4 separate regions of the Mus musculus genome follow, and regions 2, 3 and 4 are each linked to region 1. A link is a loop called in an ENCODE intact Hi-C map of the cell type or tissue named here. Cell type or tissue: gastrocnemius. All regions are shown on one strand. Region 1 overlaps 2600014E21Rik (a long non-coding RNA gene). Region 2 overlaps 2600014E21Rik (a long non-coding RNA gene). Region 3 overlaps Gm38462 (predicted gene, 38462). Region 4 overlaps Hoxd10 (homeobox D10).

What was found. A loop is a pair of places that touch in the nucleus more often than their neighbours do. Peaks named below come from ENCODE experiments on the same cell type or tissue, not always from the same donor. Only the 100,000 strongest peaks of a DNase experiment are listed, where the experiment ranks them.
Region 2: it touches region 1 in a loop (4-fold over the local background); 20 of 42 quality-filtered maps call a loop at or near these places.
Region 3: a loop joins it to region 1, with 4 times the contacts of the local background. A loop is called at or near these places in 28 of 42 quality-filtered maps.
Region 4: a loop joins it to region 1, with 6 times the contacts of the local background. A loop is called at or near these places in 23 of 42 quality-filtered maps.

The regions. Positions count from the first base shown.
Region 1 is chr2:75,309,594-75,314,593 of GRCm38, reverse strand. 2600014E21Rik (a long non-coding RNA gene) reads right to left here. Exons shown (of 12, transcript XR_001783367.2): 9 at 3,452-3,577; 10 at 1,583-2,003; 11 at 547-715. Gm39857 (a long non-coding RNA gene) reads left to right here. Exons shown (of 5, transcript XR_866459.3): 4 at 4,877-4,998. Among named protein-coding and RNA genes, the nearest start is that of Gm34401, 27 kb to the right of the region's middle. In gastrocnemius, a CTCF peak has its summit at 2,160 (motif pointing right); a DNase peak (open chromatin) is centred at 2,167; H3K27ac peaks cover 1,133 bases.
Region 2 is chr2:75,150,474-75,155,473 of GRCm38, reverse strand. All of the region lies in intron 2 of 2600014E21Rik (a long non-coding RNA gene), which reads right to left. Among named protein-coding and RNA genes, the nearest start is that of Gm13652, 15 kb to the right of the region's middle. In gastrocnemius, CTCF peaks have their summits at 2,778 (motif pointing right) and 4,307 (motif pointing right); DNase peaks (open chromatin) are centred at 2,772 and 4,284; H3K4me3 peaks cover 1,184 bases; H3K27ac peaks cover 1,482 bases.
Region 3 is chr2:74,700,245-74,705,244 of GRCm38, reverse strand. Gm38462 (predicted gene, 38462) reads left to right here. Exons shown (of 2, transcript NR_164327.1): 2 at 1,623-2,242. It also overlaps a transcript of Hoxd8 not described here. Among named protein-coding and RNA genes, the nearest start is that of Hoxd8, 2.7 kb to the left of the region's middle. In gastrocnemius, CTCF peaks have their summits at 93, 411 and 2,844 (motif pointing left); DNase peaks (open chromatin) are centred at 408, 1,147 and 2,844; H3K4me3 peaks cover 1,549 bases; H3K27ac peaks cover 1,314 bases.
Region 4 is chr2:74,692,164-74,697,163 of GRCm38, reverse strand. It overlaps Hoxd10 (homeobox D10), which reads right to left. Exons shown (of 2, transcript NM_013554.5): 1 at 4,440-5,000; 2 at 2,058-3,073. The coding sequence ends at 2,796. Among named protein-coding and RNA genes, the nearest start is that of Hoxd10, 2.8 kb to the right of the region's middle. In gastrocnemius, a CTCF peak has its summit at 2,936; a DNase peak (open chromatin) is centred at 2,894; H3K4me3 peaks cover 1,868 bases; H3K27ac peaks cover 1,565 bases.

The DNA.
Region 1 (5,000 bases):
CATATATAAGCATATGCAAAAGTATATATTCATGCGGATGCTCTGATACGTTCCAGAATACAAAAGCAAGGCAATTGACCATGTAAAAATTCTAGGAAGCCTGTAAAACAGGTTCTTCCTCTGTATTCTAAACCCCGATAGGAGTGGACAGGTTTACAGCCTGTGATTCCATCCAAATGTCACCTGTATATATAACATCTCTCCAAAGAAATTAACTGGATTATTGGATTATATACTGTAATAAAATGTGTGGTCGAGGAGAGGATATGCATGCCATGTGACTGAATTTGCAGCTTCTTCTTCTTCTTCTTCTTCTTCTTCTTCTTCTTCTTCTTCTTCTTCTTCTTCTTCTTCTTCTTCTTCTTCTTCCTCCTCCTCCTCTTCCTCTCCTCCTCCTCCTCACCTTCCTCCTCCTTCCTTTCTTCCTTCTCCCTCCCCATTCTTCTCATATCCTAACGCACCAAAGAAAACTTTGCAAAACAGGTCTGGTTTTTTTTTTTCTTTTCTCTTTTTTCCTTAAGTAGAGAAGAAACCAACTGTTTGTACCTGCCTCTTGCTCCTCTGGCAGGAGCTGGTAATGCTTATTGCTGGCTGAAGCTGTGCCGGTACAGACGGCTCCTATGTTCTACAGAAAAGTTCCACATCCACTCTCCGTGGGCTCCAGGTGAACTCCAGAACTCATTCTATGCAGGGCTGGAGTACATGGCATAGACTCCTGCAGAATTAAAAGGAGAGGTGAGACCTGAGCTTGCCCGATGCTCTAGAGTCCTGATAAAGCCCTGTTGTGAAGGTGACTAAGAGGAGCCAGAAGGCAGAGGAAACTCAGAGGGAACAACCACGACAAAGCATCTGGACCATCCAGCATCCGGACAGCCCAGCATCTGGACAATCCGGCTTGCAGTTAAAAGGCTTTCCCCAAAGCAATGCAAACTGGATAAAGACTGCAGTCAGCTGCTCTGCCTCAACCATCTCGTCCCTAACTCTCCTTGACACAAATAGGAATCTTGTCCCAGGCAAAGGCGGTCTTTCCTCCTCTTTCTCCCAGGACTCTTTGCTTGATGTAAATCACAGGCTTGGCCTCTGTAGCTGGACACCTGAAATACATTATGCAAAGAAAGGGTACTTGGAGTTTTTTGTTGTTATGATTTTATTTCAGTGACATTAAATCTTAGCTTTAGTATGTGCTTTCCACACTGGATTGTTTACTGCTTTGTTTGGTTACTGTTTGTATCACAGAGGAGAAAGTTCTCTCAAACTTCCTAAGGAGACAGGTGGTTGGAGGAAGGCCGCCGAGTCTGTGAAGCCTAAGGGAGAGAGGTAACATGTATACCTGGCAAGTCTCTCTGGAGGAGCGGTGCCTGGCATGTCCCTGTGTCGCCTGGTGCACTCGACACTGACATGACCATGCACGACTCCCAGGCTGGTATAACATCACAGACTTCTGTCCCAGTTTCTTGCCTGAGCCAGGCGGGAGACACTTTGTAGGCAGCTTTGTACACGTAACACTGTTCTCAAGCAAAGACAGTTGTTCCTGGGTGTTGGCTTCTTTTTATTAAGGTAGAAAATTTTCTTTTTGTCTTACCTAATTAATTTCCTGGCAGTTGAAAGAGTACAATTAAAAGCAAGGATGTTTCAAGGTGGTTTTCTTTTTGAATTTCCTCTTGGGAATAGTATCCCATTAAAAGCTCAACTGAAAAAGTTTGGTAAGGTTAGGTGGGAAGTCCTGGTCTCTCATCTCTCTTTTCTCTTTTCTTGCCCTCTTTGTCCCTTCCTCCTCTCTTCCCTTTGCTTCTTTTTCATTCATCTATTCTCTTCACTATCCCGTTTTTCCTTTTCCTCCTTCTTTTAATTCATCTTTAATAAATACTGATGAGTTTCCTAGTGAGGTTCTACAATAAAACACGTTCAGGGTTGCAGAGCCTTCCCTGAAGCGTTTACCAACGGAAGGTAGTGAAACTTCTGGTATTGCCGGGTGTGTAGGTCAGGCATCACCCCTTCTGCACCTGCAGAAACAGATGGATTAGGGGAATCAGAGATACTCCTCAATTTTAAAATTAACGATTTTTAAATTTTAAAACAATAAGAATATATGATTATAAAACAGGTTACATTTGAAAAATGAGATACACTTGTAATTATTGCGATAGCCGCTGGATGGCACTGTTGCATACATCTGGTGGAAAACCTTTCCACTTAGCCCGGCATCGGGTTTTGAAGATTTTTAGGGGTTACCTTTTGACTGGACAGATGCCGTCAGACTTGTAGACTGTCTTCCCTTTTGGAGAAGTTGGTCCAAATCTCAAATGTCCCTCTCCACTGAGAATTCTCATCTTTCCAGATGAGGGTCCTCAAACAATTCAGTATATTTAAAAGGAGAGTTATCCTTTTATGATGGTTTCCAACATTATATATTGATTGTAATGAGCACACTCTAAATTCCAAGTGGAATAAGGCAAAAATTAAGCTATAGACGCCCTGGATTTATAAGGTGCCCTCCCCGACCCCCCAAATAGCTTCCAACAGTTTCCTATCTGTTCACTCATCTGATTCCCAGCAGTCTTAGGGAGCTACCTGCTTTAGTTCTTAATGGAGTCAAACTTGAGGTGTGAAATAAAGGCAATGAAGTCATAGTTTGTTCTGGCTTTGCCCAGAGGAAAGCAAACTAAATGTATGCTCCAGGCAGCTTCCAGTTTGCAAAAATCACTTGTTGAAATTTTGCTAGTTCTTGAGTTTATTTTTATTTTTATTTTTTTAGTTTTACCATTATATACTCCATGGACACTTCGGGACTTAAAATTTTATTTTGACAAATATAGGTCATTTTGTGCAGCTGACGTTATACAGAAATTGGACCTGGAGAGTGTTCAAATGCTGGGGGGGGGGGGGGGGGAGACCTTGCCCAGCTAAAGCAGTGAAGAGAAATGGATTAACAGATGGTACAGCAGTCAGCCTTCCATATGACCATGAGCTTCAATGGCGCTGTGTAGTTCAGTGTCTTTCTTTTGACTCCAACTTTGAGCTTGTTTTCTTTAACTTCCTCTTGTGCCTTTGGCCTGGGGAAGCCAGAGGGCTTGGGGGACTACTGGCCTAGATTTTTAGATGGGGGGAGGGATGGAACTCTGTGTTCTAGTGAATTATCAGAGAGCTATGCTGCCTGCCGTCTACGGGATGCTTTGATCCAAAATTTCAGTCATTGTTTCCACATTTAGGGGCTGGAATGAACATCAAAGGAGTGGGTGTACGGAATTTACTGAATGCCAGGGAAGTACAATAACATACAGAGGACATAAGCAAATCCCAGTGGCAAAATTTGCTGCCAATTCTTGTGCATAATAGAGGCCCTAAAGTGACAGTCTATCTTTGACAAATGCATAATGATATCAACGCCAAGGGAAGGAACTTGCATGCTGAAAGGTGAATAGAGGAGTCAGGAACAATTCAGTGGACTTACACACTTCCTCCCTGTGTTTTCTCACAACAAGGAAAGCAGATGTCACAAGTGTATTAGGTAATCGGTGGATGGGGCTGCAGGCTTGCCAGCAGGTCTGGACCAACCTGGCTCTTTCAAGATATTTCTCTGAAGATGAGAATAAAATATGATTATAAGTTATTTATCTTCGGGAGGGAAAAAATAAGGAATAAGTAGAGTGAGAATCACTCTCTTGTTCTGTCTTGGGTAGTTCCAGATTTTAAGGCCCATATGTTGTTTGCTATAACTTCTTCGCCTCCCAGGGCCAATGCATTTCAAACACTCCAGCTAGTCACTGCTCTGAGGAGTCTCAGAAGCCAAGGCTCATTTGTATCCAGAGTCTTTGTTCAAATATGGATTTTGCTTAATTTCTGTGCACATAAAGTAAAAAGCACAGAACTGAAACCAGGCCGTTGTGTGATCATCTAAAAACCTACTTTTCAAGCTCCTTTAAGTTTTAGTTTTGATATAAAAACAATAAAATGACCATAAAAAAGTTTTCAGAAGCGTTGACATTACGAGCAGTCACTAACCAAGGCTGTTCCCAGAATGACTGAACAAATCTGGATGGAATTCTTGAGATGTTAACGGCCATACAGTTCCATCTCTAAATATTTCATCTAGAAGGTGATTCGATGAGGATCCTATAGAATAAGATTCACGCCTCCAGGGTCCCAGAAGCTATGTGGCTATGGATTTCACTGTTGTCACCAGAGTTGCTATGGGAAGGCAAAGGCTGTTTCTTGCCCTCAGTTTGAAAAACTTAGAAAAGGCAGACAAATATAAAGATGATGTCTGTAAGCTACTTCAAAAACAGTTAGACTGGGTATAGAGGTTTTTGAGGAGGGAGTTTCAAGTATGCAATCAACAGTGGAAACAGCGTCTATATCTTGTGTGCTTACACTAGTGGTGAATACAACAGAAGCAATGGCAAGGTGTGTGTGTGTGTGTGTGTGTGTGTGTGTGTAACTCTACTTGTGCCAGCCTACTTCAAAAAAAAAAAAAAAAAAAAAAGAGCCAGCATTTCTGTCTTTGGCTTTAGACAAACCAGGCAGATTTTGTTTTTATAGGTCGAAATCACATCCAGCACAGCCCTCCTAGCTCTTCTGTACTTCTTACAGTTCTTCTAAAGCCTTGCCTAACGTAGTAAATGGGGGTCCTGGAAGGGTCCTGCTGTCTATTGTGCATGTTAAGTAAATGCAATAATTCTCATCATTTCAGGCTCCATAATGAAGTGGCCCAATGCTTGGCAACCTCAGAAAGTGGACAAGCAGGCATTCAACTGGATGAGCCAGGGCTTTCTGGCATTAAAAGTGTAATATTTATGAGCTAATTTAATCACAGAAGAAAATATTGAGTAGGTGACTGAGTAAAATGATGACTGTGTATTATGTTTTCGCCATGCAGCTGGATAAACACATTCAGTGACAGACCTTGGCAAGGACTGCAAAGATGTTCTCGACAATGCTGTGACTAAATATTAGGTGCTGTCTAGAATTCACCGCACTTGGGGGCTTGAGCAAAGCCAGGT
Region 2 (5,000 bases), 160 kb after region 1:
CCGTTAGCTGATCCAAAGTACTGGCTGGAAGCATAAACTTCCATTGCTCTTCGTGACGTCATTGCAGAAACCTGGGTGTGTCCGCCGTTGGAACAGTATTCAACAGCAGCCCTAATAAGTCCTTTGTAAAACTTGCTGCTCCCCCAAGGAATTCATCCTTCTACTCCCTCCTGTCTGGACATTTTCGTCTTCTGCAGAGGTAGTTACTCACTCACGCCTCTGTCTCACGGTCTAAAGTATAGGGCTAAGTAGCAGCAGAAAGTTCCGTCCCATGGTGGTGTTGTGATAGCCTAGCACAGGGCTGGGCAAACAGGAAGTGACTTACTGAACCTAAGTAACTCTCAATAAAGAAAATCTGTGACATATAAATGTAACGAGTTTATTATGCAAATACTCGCTCATTTTCCAAAGAGATACTTTGTATATATGTCTAGAGTACCACCCCACCCAAGCAGAGGAGGAAAGAAAAAACAATTAAAAGAGCATTGGCTCTCTAAGCCAGAGAGAAACGTTAAACCCCTTTTCAAATGAACCTATTCAGGGCCTCGTCTGTAGGGTATAATATTTCTAAATCACGTTATGACAAAAGAAACAACGAAGAGTACAGAAATGATCTTCTCTAAGTGCTGCTTCTTTCAATCAAGCAAGAAGAATGTTAACCAGGAGGGTTCCTCCCAAGTCCCCCTCCATTCCTCACCCATGTCGGATATTTACTTTCATTTTGTAGGCGCTGTTCACAGCCAGGCTTATGAAATCTGGAATTCATCTCTAGACAATAACTAATCCTTACTGATTACCAACAAAAAAGTCAACAAAGATATTTTCCTGTTTACGTTCTTATCAGACTGTATCAGAACCAGCTGTTCTCAAGTTTGTTGTTGCTGCCTTTTTTTTAATCCCAAAGGATAAATTCTCCACACTATTCTCTGAACACATGCATACAAACCTGCCTCTTAATACATTCTTGCAATTCTAGCTGAAGTATTTAAATGGGTGGGGAGGAGACCCCCCATACTCTTCTGTGACTCAAGAATAGAATGTCCTACCTCTCAAGGTTGACTCTCCTTTCAAACTCGGGATATACTAGAATCTGCCCCACCTCGGCAGTGTCCTGCTTTGCAAGGGTGCCTCCTGACTCTGCTCAGAGTGTCTGTGTGGAACTTTGTGCTATCCGATGTAACTTTAACCTATAAAGTGGAGACAACGGTAGGAATATGAGGATGTTGCAATTTCAAACCAATAACAGGCGACCTCTCTGCTCTGCTTCCCATCAACACCAACCTCCTGTGAGATAAGCAGTGAGTAGTTTGCCTTCTTGGAAGAGAGGCATAATTGTTGCATTGCCAAGGAGGCAAGAATGTGTAGTGGTCCAGCCAACGTGGCTTTGTGGAATGTGCTGCTATCCGAGTTGCTATATAGCTCTGGGCAAGCAGTTAACCTTTGGTGTCTCGGCTACTTCATCTGTAAAATAAGGATAAGAGCTGTGCACAGGTGTGATGCCTGGACTAATTAGTATAATTATCATTATTGATGGGAAAATAATGCTGGTCACTGATATCATATCTCATATTAGCACTAGGAATCATTTTTATTTCCTCTACACAGGATCCATTTTATAGAAGTCTGTAAAAAAAAATCTGATGACAAGAGCCATTTGTATTCAGAGCCTGGGATGGTACAGTCAAACCAATAGTATCTACCTAAGCTCAGCTCCTTAGGAGACATTTGTGATCATTTGTATTTAGAAATTTTCTAAATGTAGGCTAAATATGTACACTACAGAAACTCTAAGAAAGTTCTCATGGCTCACCCTCAAGTAGTAAGCTCCACGGCAGAAGAATGCTTCCCAAGTCAGAACGAGGCAACAACATGACCTTCTAGAACAAGTCTAGATGGAGTCCCAGAGTTTAGAGAAATCAAAGCCAACTCCAAGTGTATCCTGAAGACATTGTTCATATGTCCAACATCATCCACTGCTATGTGGCTATCTGCCCCATAAGGACCCCAGGTCAAGCAGCCAAACACCAGAGCAGACAACAGAACTTCAGATGCCATTGTTTCAGGGCTGTGGGGACAATAAAGTGGACCTTACTTCCACCATGGTACAGCTAATGACTTCATGCATCAATGACAGTGCAATTGAGGAAATTAAAAAAAAAAGTCTTTCTCTTGATTCTGAGCTAAATATTTGAATTATTCTTCCCGTGATTTTTTTTACATGTTGGCAAAAAGTGACAATGAGCCATTAAAGGAAGCATGGAAGGCTGAAGCTACCAAAAAGGTCAATGCTCAGTGCCACAACGATACAGGCCTCTGGATCCCTCCGAGTAGACACACATTGATGACAGGAAACCTTAACTCCGGCTGTGAGTGAGTCCTTCCCGACTGGAATTCTCTTTCCATGAGCTGAGCCAACACTAAGGCTCAAATTTCCAATGTCTGAAGCCCAAAATTACCTTCCTGTCACACAGAGACCTCTAACTTTTCCCTCATATTAACTTCAGAATTCTTGGTAACAACTTCTTCCCACCAGAACCATTAAATCTATGACCGTTCCTGCCTTCACCTATCAAATGAAACATACCAATTAGCATTTTTAGCAGATGTGTACTACATCATTAAACTCGATTAGGAATCCCTTCGTGATCAACATCCATCTCTCTGTGTCTTGCTTGAAGGTTAATAATGTCTGACTGACACGGGGGAAGGGACTGTATTTATGCAGTGAAGACCTGGGTGTGACATCCAGAGAGAACACTTCTGCCTCAGTCCACTAGAGGGCGCTTTCCCAAGATGGGAGAAGGACCAGAAGCAGACCCTCAGTTCCTCGACCTAATGACTGCCATTCAGAGGTTGAGAGGAAGCAGCCTCAGCTTAGCTGGCTCTCTGTTCTCACCATCTGTGGTTTCTCTTTCTAGTGATACCTCTCTCCAAATGTCAGAAGTCAGTGATGGCTAGGTCACAGGATGGTAGCAAGAAAAATTGCCCTATTGGGCTGTCTAAAATAAACATCAGGTTTCAGTCTTCAAAATCGATGTTGAGTGAGATTAACTAGACCATAATTCCTGAGTTTGAGACGTCCGTGGATTCTGCAGCCTTGTGTGTATGGCAGAGTGAATGGCGCGTGTATGTTATGGGGAAAGTGCCTGCATTATATATAATGCATAAGGAAATGTACCTAGCCTTTAGCATACCAGATGTTTCTGCTTAGAAGCCTGAGTTATCTGGGAAATGTAGTAGGACATTTTGCAGTAAATACCCTACTTGATTGACTTGTTTTGAGGCCTCACCACTTAGGCTGATTTAGCTCATTTAGGAAGGAATATAAATTTTAGCAATGAAAGACAAAGCCTACACATTTCCTTTTTTCCTATGTTTTATATTTCATAAAAGGGGTGGGGAATGGGCCTGTTTAGGTGAGCTCTATGTTGGTGGTAAGGTGAAATGCAAGACATTTTCCCTATCTGTAATATTGTTCAGTGTAGCAAACCCTTTTTCTTGTTACAGTACAGTAAATGGGGTGTTTAATTTGGAATTCAATGTAGTCGTGAGTCAAGGTGCAGCAGTTTTATTACAGAAATACAATTTTATTGGAGGCTGAAGATTTAATCTACACCTTACGTAGAGAGCCATAAATGGCAAACCTATTTTACATTTTGCATAGCATCTGATATATGTAATTCCTGGACTAATTTTAGAGTTTGAGGCGGCGGAAGAGTCGCGATACTTAGATTTAAATTCCTCAACGCCTCAGCTACAGATGACATTTTCAAATGAACATTTTCCTGCTTCTTAGTCATGGGTCTGAAGCCACTTCTTCCCTGTGGTGACTAAGCTGTGTACCACATTCCTTTTGCAGCTCTCCGACTAGGTGAGCCACAAAGCCACCCTGAGACAACCTCGAATTGCAGCAAATGCATCCTTTGTTTAAATTTGTCTGGGAGGTCATTCAACTTGAAAGTAAGGTGCCTAGATGATGTGGGCACTTTGCTTCAGATTGTTCTTAATGTGTTGTGGTCATATTTTTATCTGTTCAGATATATGTATTGAGAATAAAATATTTGCAATGTAAATTTTGAAGGATTGAATAGGAAATAAATGTCAGATAGTATTAGCTGGAAAACTAGAACTACGTTTGAATCCAAGTTCCAAATTTGATGAATAATGCATTTTCTTACACACACACACACACACACACACACACACACACACACACACACACGACAGCCTTTCCATCTGTTTGTCTTTGAAGCAATATCCGGAAATCAACATTTCTTACCGCTTCTTCACCACCAGGTGGCGCCCTTTGTTTATGGACATCTGTCCATTCCCCCCACCCCCAAAAGATGCTTCCAGATAAATAGCTCCAGAGCTAAAATACTGTTGCAAACACAAAAATTTAACGTACTGAGATAAAAAAAAAAGCTAGAGCTTTTCAAGCATTGGTATAATAAACCTTGCTTCAAGACTCCTCTTGCTACTAGATTTAAGAGCATCACACATTTTCCTATTTACAATTCCATATCCAAATAGCTGTTGTGTGTGCCATAAACAGTGTCCCAGCAAGTCTGCTTTACACAGCGCTATCATTTTATACTTGTAGATGTTTGGCACCTGCACTCAAAAGGAAAAAAAAATCAAATTTCTGCTTTAGATTTTTTTTCCTGTCTTAAAAGCCTAAACCTCATAGAAAAGAAAATGTTTTTCCTTAGACAAAAGAGAGTGGTGGAGCAGCTGTCAGTAGGAGAGAGTCAGCTCTTCTTCCAGTCAAGTTCTTTTCTCTTCAATTGAAGATCTAGTTAGGGGCAGTCTGAGACCATCATGGCTTTGGTCCTGTTAAAACAGTTAATCTGAGCTAAATGCTATTGACGAAGGTACATTATCTCATAATGGTATTTTAAAGAAATTAATCAAAACATAAACAAAAGGCAATGATATATTGTTTTAAATCAGAACCTCAATTCGCTTGTGGAAAGGACTGTGGAATGAGTTTACCTGAG
Region 3 (5,000 bases), 610 kb after region 1:
GGGCCGCAGTGGAACCGCGGACGCCCGGGCGACCTGCCCCGCGGCCTCCAGTTTCCTCTCCGGCTCCAGGCGGCCCTAGCGCACCCGGACCAGGGGAAAAAAAAAAAAAAAAAGAGTGCGCGCGGCCCACGGGGGAGACGCTTAGGCTGGGGCTGCCGAGCCCCCGCTCTGCAGGGAGACGAAAAGAGAACACACCCTCTGCCCGGTGCCACCTCTCACCTCAGCCCTCCCCCCCGCCGCCCCCTCCCAGCGCTGTCGCCGCCGCCGCCGAGGCTGCCGCCCCGGTGCGCGCCGGCGAGGCATTTTCGCGCCCCGCCACTGCGAGGAGAGGGAGCGAGATGGGGGGCGAGATAACCGCGCGGAGGGATCCCGCCGGCGGCGAAGCGGCCCCTGCGCCGGACGGGACGCCGCACGCCGGCCCCGGGATGCCTCCGCCAGCCTTAAAGGGGGCCCATAAAGCCGCACTGCCAAGGGCTCGCGGGGGGCCCCCCGGGTCCGCAGAGAGGGGGCGCGGCCGAACCTTAGCCTTGGGCCAGGCGGGGTGGTCACTCCCAGGAGGCCTCGGAGCAGACGGTCTCTCCTCCAGCAAGGCTCCTGGATCTGCCCAGCAGAGACTGGCTGTGGCTTTTTTTTTTTTCCTTTTTCTTTTTGCATTTCTTACTGTGGACGAGCGAGGTTGACGGATTGATTGGTCCTTGCATTTGTTTGGGCCTAGCTAAGTGGTTTTGATTAAAAAGCCACAATCCAGCCTCCGAATCCTGACCTTATCAAAGCGAATCAAAGTCCTGCTTTTTCCAGCCAAGCAGGCCCTGTGGAAATGAGATGTACATTTACCCTTGACGCACTGCATGCCTGGTTGAGGCTCCCAGGTTAATTGATATTTAATGGAAATCATGCCCATGAATATAGTTTCCATCATTTCACCCTTGATAGACGTCAGTGTTGGCCACAGGGAGGGAGGGGGAGGCGAGAGAATGTGGGAAGGGGACATGAGTGTCGCTGAGAGAGTGAAGAGAAGAGTGGCAGAAACGTTCCCAGTGGGAAGAAGGAATCATGCCGGGGTGGGTGGCATTTCCTAGGGCAGGGCGCAGGGCTCCCGGGTCCCAACCCAGGCGCCCAGACTCGGGCGGGCTGTGGTCCCGGGTGGAGCGCGGCGGGGGCCGGGGGATGGGGCAGGAGAAATTGAATTCCTCAGTCCGCTTTCGGACCGTGCTGGTTCCAGGCAGCTGCAGGCAGACCTTCCCTGTCCTGTGCTTAACGACCTTAGCTCACACACCACTGGGAAAGAACTGCCAGAGACTGGATGCAGGCCTTAGCATAAACTTGATTTTCCCGAGAGAAATAAAGAGAAGGCTCGGAAGTCAAGAGAAGCCTGGTTTGTGGGCGTTAAGGAAGAGACGCAGTGTCATCTGCAGAAGTCCAGGATTAGCATCTTCTGGACTAGGCAGTGCCCTTACCGTGGCACCTGTGCAAATCTGCGTGGCTTTACACCAACAATCGCTTCCCTACACAGTCATCTTCCCCCTCTCGTTTGAATATCCAATAAAAATATATTGATATTCTTATTCTCCCTCCCCCTCTCATCTTTCTACCCCCTTTCCTCTCCCTCCCTCCCCCTTTAGGTGCTGAACCCTTTATCCTTTGGGATAATCCGGTGCCGGGAGGACACCAGGCTCTCTGATCTTGAGGACAGACCTAGAAGATGCACCCCAGCTCACCAAAGACTCTCCAGCTTACACTAAATCACACCGTGCTGACCTCCCACGGCCAAATACAAATGCCTAAAAACCCAGATGGACTCAAAGATTCAGGAGGCCAGAATTTTAACGACCTTCCATCCCTTGCGGGGGTTGTTCAGCCCCTGTGGAAAGAATCGCGAGGTCAGTCCGAGAGGTCTGAATCTCCTTTTTATAAATAAGGTCATCATAGAAAGGCATTTTCGTTAGTAATGTATAACTCAATTATTTCGACAAGGAATAGCTAAAAGTGGTGAAGGTAAACAAATTATTGATGACCCTATAGATGATAAAGACTTGTGTTATTAAAATTTACATTAGAGAGTATAGGGGACGTGTTATTGGGGGTGGTCAAGGGCAAGGGTGTTTTATTAGGTTTCGTTTTTCTTTCAAGTATCCTTCAAATGCGAAGTTTAACAACTGATTCTGACTTTTTAGGATTTGAACTTCTGCCCTGCAAATGTGCAATGAAATGATTTTCTTTTCAATAAAGCCTTGGAGCAAAACTCGGTAACTGTGCCCTTTTTATTCTACTGTTTGGCCTGGATGTTCAGGGGAACGTGGGTGTATTTGGACATTGACTGAATGAATAGGTCTGGGAATGGAATGGGGGGGGGAATTTTGAGGACCCAGATCTCAGTAACACACGGCACTTTTAAAAACTCCATATATTTGGGAGGTTGCCCATGAATATGGCCGTCATTTCTACAGATTCAGGCCTAATTTTTAAAACACAACAACACGTTTTCTCTGATGGCAAAATAATGTGGGTTTTTCAATGTTATTTAAGCATTCTGTCTGTTGTCGGAAAAGAAGAAAAGCTGGTTAACTTCATAAATATCTCTGCTTTTACACATTTCTGTTTTGATGGACTGCATTTACGGTTTATAATTTCTGCACAACGGTTCAGATTTTCTGAAATGCTGACTGAACCAAAATTTTATGCCTTACTAGCACGGCTTGAGAATTTAATAGTTCACGTTGTTTATTTTTGTTAAATTTATCCTAATTTAAGATTAAAAGTAAGATTGTAAATATTTTTAATCAAAACCTTCCTGCACCACAACGCTAGCTTTACGAGATCAGAAAGTGGAGCAACAGCGCTCTCTAGTGGCCAAATGCGGTCGCAAGCCAACCGAGTTTGATTTTCCTTTCATTTGGCTCAAACCAATTCTAATCTTAATTCTTTAGTTTGACTTGGGTTTGGACCGCTGACATTAATACTGCTTCATCTCTTTGACTGTCAACAAGTCAAGTGCAGCAACCATGGGCTCCTGAATACAGAGGAAATTCTCATTTGTGCTCGCAAGAACTTGCAAGTAGCGTGTTTGCCAAAAGCTTCCAGCCTGTCTTTTGCCAGACACCGCAAGTCCCCCATTCTTTAACCTCCCAGCTGTGTTTTTTAGGCACAATTATAGGACAAGCAAGGTTTAACAAAAATCAAAACTTTAAGAATATTAATTGATGAGACTTTTTTTTTTTCAAAGAAAGCAGACATTTTGACAGCTAAAAATTTTCTGGAAGTCAAATATTATTGTTTTTCTCCTAAAAGCTGTTACTCACAACATTAAATCATCAGTATTTGCTAATTCAACTTTCTAATTGTAATGTTTTGGGCCCATTAAACTGGATAATTTGGGGTGGATTAAAGTCAAATTAGAAGCTTTTGCTACATCTCGAGCGCCTGTCCGGAAAGTCCCTGTTGGGCTTATGTGTATTCAAATTTCTCCAGACAATAAATGAGATTTTTTTTTTTTAGGTTGTATAAGTGACAGACTGAACCGAATTGGATAAGCGGTCTATTTGTCTTTTTAAAAAAACAAACAAGCATTACCAAATCAGTGTGTTTCTTGCTAAATTTCTGTCTCTCATTTTCAGAAATGTTTTTGCCAAGTTAGCTTAAATGACTGTATCTGTAATAAGTGAACAAACTTCTATATTTTTGTCTGAAATTTGGTGTGAAGAGGGGTGTAACTCCCCCCTTTCTCACAAGACATAATTCTAAGAGATGCTTGCTTGAGTAAATGGCCCAAGATCACTCCAGGCCATCTCAAGTAACAGCAGAATGACATTATTGTCTCACTTTTATTATTAAAAGAACCAGATAGATCATGGCCACAGTCAAAATATTAAAGAGCTACCCGCCATAGACTATCTCTAACGTTCGCCCCATTTTAAAATTCAGAAATATATCACCTCTCATTTTTATTTTCTGGATGCTCACACCTCGCTGGGGGGCTTCTAAGCCCTTTCCTTCTTGGTCTAGGTCTTGTTTATATTTTATTGTCCAGATTTTAAGACCCAGTTTTGTCTGCATTTTTTCTTTCCTCCCACAAACATCAAAATGAGATGGTTTCAAAGCGAAGCGCCTGGGCTGTCGTAAACTCATTACCTCCAGACGTCTCGCCGGCTCGATGGCTTTATGACACCTTGGCTCTTCCTGTTTTCAAAGAGCTGTAGGTATCCGCCTGGCCTAAGGGGCGGAGGATGCAGCACCTTCGGCCGGATCTGGCCCTTGGCTTTCCCTCCCAGCCCCCATCTGCTTTTTTCTTGGAGTCCCCCTCTTTCATCAGGATCCCCCAAGATCTCTACCATCACCCCCTCCTTCCGCCCAACCCAGGCTGTCCGGCGCCGCGGCCTCCTCTAGGGCCTACAACGCCAGTGATTCGCCTGAACCCTCACAATGACCTTCATTTTAGCCTCTCAAAGCGGCCTCAGAGGGCCAAGCTGGGGGCTAAACATACACAGAAGCTGTTTGAAGGGGATGGGCGGCAGGAGAAGGATATGGGGAGGAGAGCCTTGACCATTTTGGTCCGCTAAGGTCACTTTGGGGCTTTGGTGGGGAGGGGTGGAAGCTCACTGTCCAACCGGCTAGGACCTCCTGGAGCCAGCCAGCCTCGCAGGCCTGGGGGAGTTACTCCAGAGTGCCCTTTCGCTTGTTTGGAGATGGGGGTTGGCGGCTGGGTCTCCAGGATAGAAGTAAGCCAGAGGTGCGGTGTGTCAAAGCTTTAGCAAAAGGGTGCCTGGTTCCTGGCGCCAGTGGCTCTGCAGAGAGGCTCACCCAGGGCCTAAGGCTGGGAATTCATTGTGGCCCTGGCTACAGGATAGTGGAAGTACCAAGACACCTTCCAAAGTTGTGCTCTCCCGCCAGGTGTGCTTACACAATCGGAAGCTTCAAGGTGTCTCAGAGACCCTCCAGGTGCTCGGACCGCCAACCTTTAGCAACGTGTCCCTTTTCAGGGATGGGACAGTCTGATGATTATG
Region 4 (5,000 bases), 620 kb after region 1:
TCAGCATGGCTTCCAAGGGGCGGCCTCCAAGGGCTGTCTCTCTGCCCTCGCATGGGTGGTGAGCACTGGAGTCCCAAGGAGCCGACAGTGATGGCCATGGTGCCTCATCTTTCCCCAGCCTTCTGGAATGGCCCTGCAAGAAAACATGCCACAGAGGGGAAAACCTAAAGGCCAGTGAGACCGGTTCTCACTAGCCGGAATTAGCCCAGCCTCAGAGAGGCCTGCAGGAACCGCATCTCCGAGGGTAGGTTCGCTGCGTGCCTTTCACACGTGCCTGCAAACGGATTCTGAAGATGTCTTCAAAATCCAGACGAAAGAACAGGTCCTTGATCCACCCCCTTTCCAGTTTTCCCCTTGAGAGGTAAGGCCGGGCAGCCTTGAATCTGAGAGAAATGCCCATTGTCACTCCCAAATCCATGGTACAAAGCCTGCCTGGGAGCCGAGACAAAAGCCGCACGCCAGCGGCGGCTGAGAGGACATATTCCTCGCTCTACAAGTTGCCCAGAGCACCCTTGGAGGGCTCCCAACCCACCTCTAGCCCCGCCAAGAAAGGGGGTAAATGGCTACTTAGGACCTGATTGATTGCCTTGGCGAATGGCTTTCTGATTTTGTTTCAGGGGGCCTGCCCTTTCCTGTAGCACAGGTTTCCCCCCATCAGCAACTAATGGCGCTCCCCACATCGCTGGGAGAAACGCAGAGGTTAAAATCACTCTACTTCTTTTGCCCATCCAAGGTAAGTCAGGGGCAAATTTATTCCAGTCCTCTCAAGCTAGAATGGAATCAGACACTTCTCTCTCTCTCTCTCTCTCTCTCTCTCTCTCTCTCTCTCTCTCTGCTAGCCTCAGAAAAATACGTCCCTAAAGGGATCTGTCTTGGAATTTGAGAGGATTTGGGGTCTGGGAGAGGAGGTTTAAAAAAATCAGTACCGAGCATCCCAAAGACTGTCTGGATGGGGCGAGGCAGCTCAGAGACGCTGAATGCACCGTTCTTTGGGAGGAAAAGGGCCTGTGTTGGGGGGGGGGGGATCCTGTTTTGTGAAATTCTTTGAAGATGGGTTAAAAACCACAGGCCAGACTTGGGGCAACGAGTTCAGTCACCTCTTCCCTTTTTCCTGGTAGCACAAGATGAATGTGGGCTCAATGACAGGGATTCTACAGACGTTGGTTTGAATTTTCCAACCCATGTATGTAAAAGGCCCATTGGACAGACTTGTTGAGCAGTCATGGTCACTTGCAACTGCTTTCAGTCACCTGACAGCTCAGACACAGTGGCTGCAAATGAACATTTTGTAATTAAATAGTGAGAGATTTGACTGGGGGAATAGTTTCATTTTTTTCCTTTAAATAGTTACTGTGGGCCACTCAAAGGCAATGGCAGAATATTAATCCTTTTCAGAAAGGAACCAAGGTAGAATAAAATGAGAAAACTCACCCAACCTTGGCTTCACTGGGTCTGGTTGTCTTGAGCTTGGGGCGGGTGGGAAAGAGAAAGGGACTTGGGGGGGCACAATTGGATCCAGTGCCCTGCTAAGCTGTTGCTTGTTCCTGCAATGGAGGCCAGCCAGGTTCCAGGTGGGCATTACTAGTTTCAACCTAGCCCCTGAAGATGGCTTCCCCAGCCAGAAGTCACCAAGAGCTCACTGAAAGCATTAAAAATAACATAACCAAAACCAAAGAGAAGAAAACACACAAATGGGGGACTGGAGGCAAAAGCCTGCAGTGGGTTCTTACTTACCAGGCTCAGGGGTAGAGGGAAGCTCATCCCATTGAGAATACAATTATATTAATAAGATTAGGGGGTGGGAGAGGCGAGAACGGTCTTCCCAGTTATGAAGACTGAGCTCTCAGGCTGAATCACGAACCCTTCTCAAACCCATCATTGCCATATTCTAACAGCCTAGGTCTTCTCCAGTTTTTCTCCTCCCATCTCCTTTCTCCTGCCCCTCCCAGTCCCCTAGTCCACTGCCCCCTGAAGAGCAGTTTGGTCAGAAGAAACCCTCCCCAAAGGCTTTCCTCTCCACCAAAACGTATATTTCCATTTCAGAAAGCAGAAGGAACAAACCCATTTCCAGAGTTTATTGCATTACACATGCGACCAGAACATGCACAGAAAAGCACAGGTTGCGCTTGTACTTCTACCAAACCACAGATGCACCACAAGGAAAGGCTACAAGGCATAAGTCATCAATATTCCATTTCACCAAGGACAATTGCTAAGTTCATTTGTGAAAAGATACATTGTAATGTGCTTTTTAAAGTCCCCCTCCCCCCAAAGCTTGTGGGTTTTCTTAATCTTTTGAAATATATATAGATATAGGTTGTTTGTTTTTTTAAATACTGGATGTTTTCAAAATGCCATGAGTTCATGGGCTAACCACACACAGAGAACTTTTATGTTAGGAAAAACATGGAAAAGTCACATTGCTGGCGGGATAGATGGGTGGGATGCGATGGATACGTTTAGATGGATGTTCTACAGTTCCAATAAGTTAAGACCCAAATGAAAATGCGCAGTAATAGTTACCCTGCATTACGATGAAAAAAAATAAATTACACGTGCTAAGTTTTTTTAATATATATATATATGTATACTCATAGGGATTACAGATCACTTGCAGCACGAACAGAATGACCCCAAAGTCACATTCTAGCAGGAAAACAGAACAGAACAGAACAAAACAAAACAAAAAAACCAAAGAGCAATGAAGGGTTTGTTTCCGCCTTGCCAGTCCTCCAGCACTCAGGCCTGGAACTCGGTGCCCCCTCTCGGATCCTGGCCTCACATGGGCCTCAGACCTAAGAAAAGGTGAGGTTGGCGGTCAGTTCTCGGATTCGATTCTCTCGGCTCATCTTCTTGAGTTTCATTCGGCGGTTTTGAAACCAAATCTTGACCTGCCTGTCGGTGAGGTTAACGCTCTTACTGATCTCTAGGCGGCGCTCGCGGGTGAGGTACATATTGAACAAGAACTCTTTTTCCAATTCCAGCGTTTGGTGCTTGGTGTAAGGGCACCTCTTCTTTCTGCCACTCTTTGCAGTGAGCCAATTGCTGGTTGGAGTATCAGACTTGATTTCCTCTAACAAAATTAAAGGGAGAAGAAAAAAAAATCAAGAATTTTTTTTTCTCTCAGTCCATTCAAATATACCCTTGGCCATGACCCTGCTGCCAGATGGGCTGCTTTGGACAATGCTGGTATTAAACATCACTTACGAAGGTGGGCATGAAGGGGATTGTAAATTGGTACCAATTTAGAACTAAATACTTAACACGATGAATGAAAGGATATTCTGTGCCAGAGGCTGCCTCCTCATATTCTCTCTCTCTCTCTCTCTCTCTCTCTCTCTCTCTCTCTCTCTCTCTCTCTCTCTCCTACACAACTTTTCTGGCTTGCACAAAATGTGACTATAATAGCAAACTTTACAGGATTCCTCCGTCCCCCCAAAAACATTCTAAGCCGTCAGGCCACCAGAAAGAACCATAGCTTGCTTCATCTACCAGTATCTCACTACTGCTCCAGGGCCCCAAGTCGGCCGCTTCTTACCCACCCCTCCTAGGCAGACAAGGAGATCCACAACCAGGTTTATAGGGATGCAGGCTGTTTCAAGAGATAATGAGGAAGCAGGGATCCCTTCTCCACCCTGACTGGGCATTGTTACAGTTCCCCCCTTCCCCCCAGAATTTCCTCAATTTTTCTTTGCTCTCACACAAAAGCCTTCCTCCAGAAATGTAACTCTGTGGCTCACCCGGTAGACAGTGAGGGACAGACTGCAGAAATGGGCGTGGGGGCTCAAGATTCCTTCTTAGAAACCCATATCCCTGGTTCTTTGCATTACCCCAGCCCTAGGTGGGCAATGCAGATCTGTTCTCCCCCTCCTCCGCCTTTGCCCCCTTTGTAGAAGATTGCAAAGCCTGCGGCACTTTCGCCAGACAAAGCCAAGGTTACCTCTGCTTCCCCACCCAAGCACCAACAGGCCAAACCATTTCCTTTCCCTCTTAGATCGCAGGATGCGGGGTGCAAACCCTTGAACACAAACACGGTGTCTTAGGCTACCTTAAAATGATCCCTGGGTTCAAGGCAAAAACTAGGGCTGCAAATCTGAGCCAAAGAAAAGCGGGCACTGGAGCCCTGTTTACAAACGGCTGGTCTCCTTTTAGCTCTTTTGTTGTATTTCGGATCTGGCTCAAGACTGATAAACCCGGCAAGCCTGTCCTCTGCCCAGGCGCCATCAGCTTGGGGCCAGGTCTGGCCGGAGCAGCGGGAGAGAAGCCCCGACCCTTTCAAGGCAGGGATATCCCTTCTAAAAGCCGGGTGGAGCAGCACCTGCGGAGTATGGGCTCTGGGCTCCGCTGCCCGGGCTCTGCTCTGGGCACCCGAGCGCTCCCTTTTCGAGGTTTTACCGGACTGCACGCCCCGCTGGGGTGGCAACTCTGTTCATACCGACCTTTGCTTTCCTTCTCCTGCACTTCGGGACTGGACACGGAAACCTCAGCCAGGCAGCTCCTGTCTTCTGGAAGGCCGCCTTTGGCCTCGGGGCTCTCCACTTGGGAGACTTTAGTGGGCTCCTGGCCGCTCGCGCTTTCGTTCATCTTCTTTTCCATCTGCAGCTGGGCAGCCGAGAGCTGCGGCTTGGCCGCGCCACGAGGGTTGAGCTGGAGCATGACAGTGGAGCTGCCTTCGGGGCTGTTATTGTACTCTTGGGTTTTCCCGGTGGCGTAGGTCTGACTCAGTCTAAAATATCCAGGGACAGGAACCTCGGGGTTCTCAACAGGACAAGACTCGGGGACCAGCCTCTGGTACGAAGGGACCTCGGCAGAAATGAGTTTGTTGCGCTTATCAGAATACATGCAGCAATTGGATTCTTCTTTAATGTTGGCGGTGAATGAGCAAGTGGGGACTTGCTGTGTAACAGGTTGCTCTATTCGACAAGATCTGTTCGGGTCTGTCCAACTGTCTACTTGAGGTATATAAGGATGTACATTCATACCCATATTTTGGTGGTTCA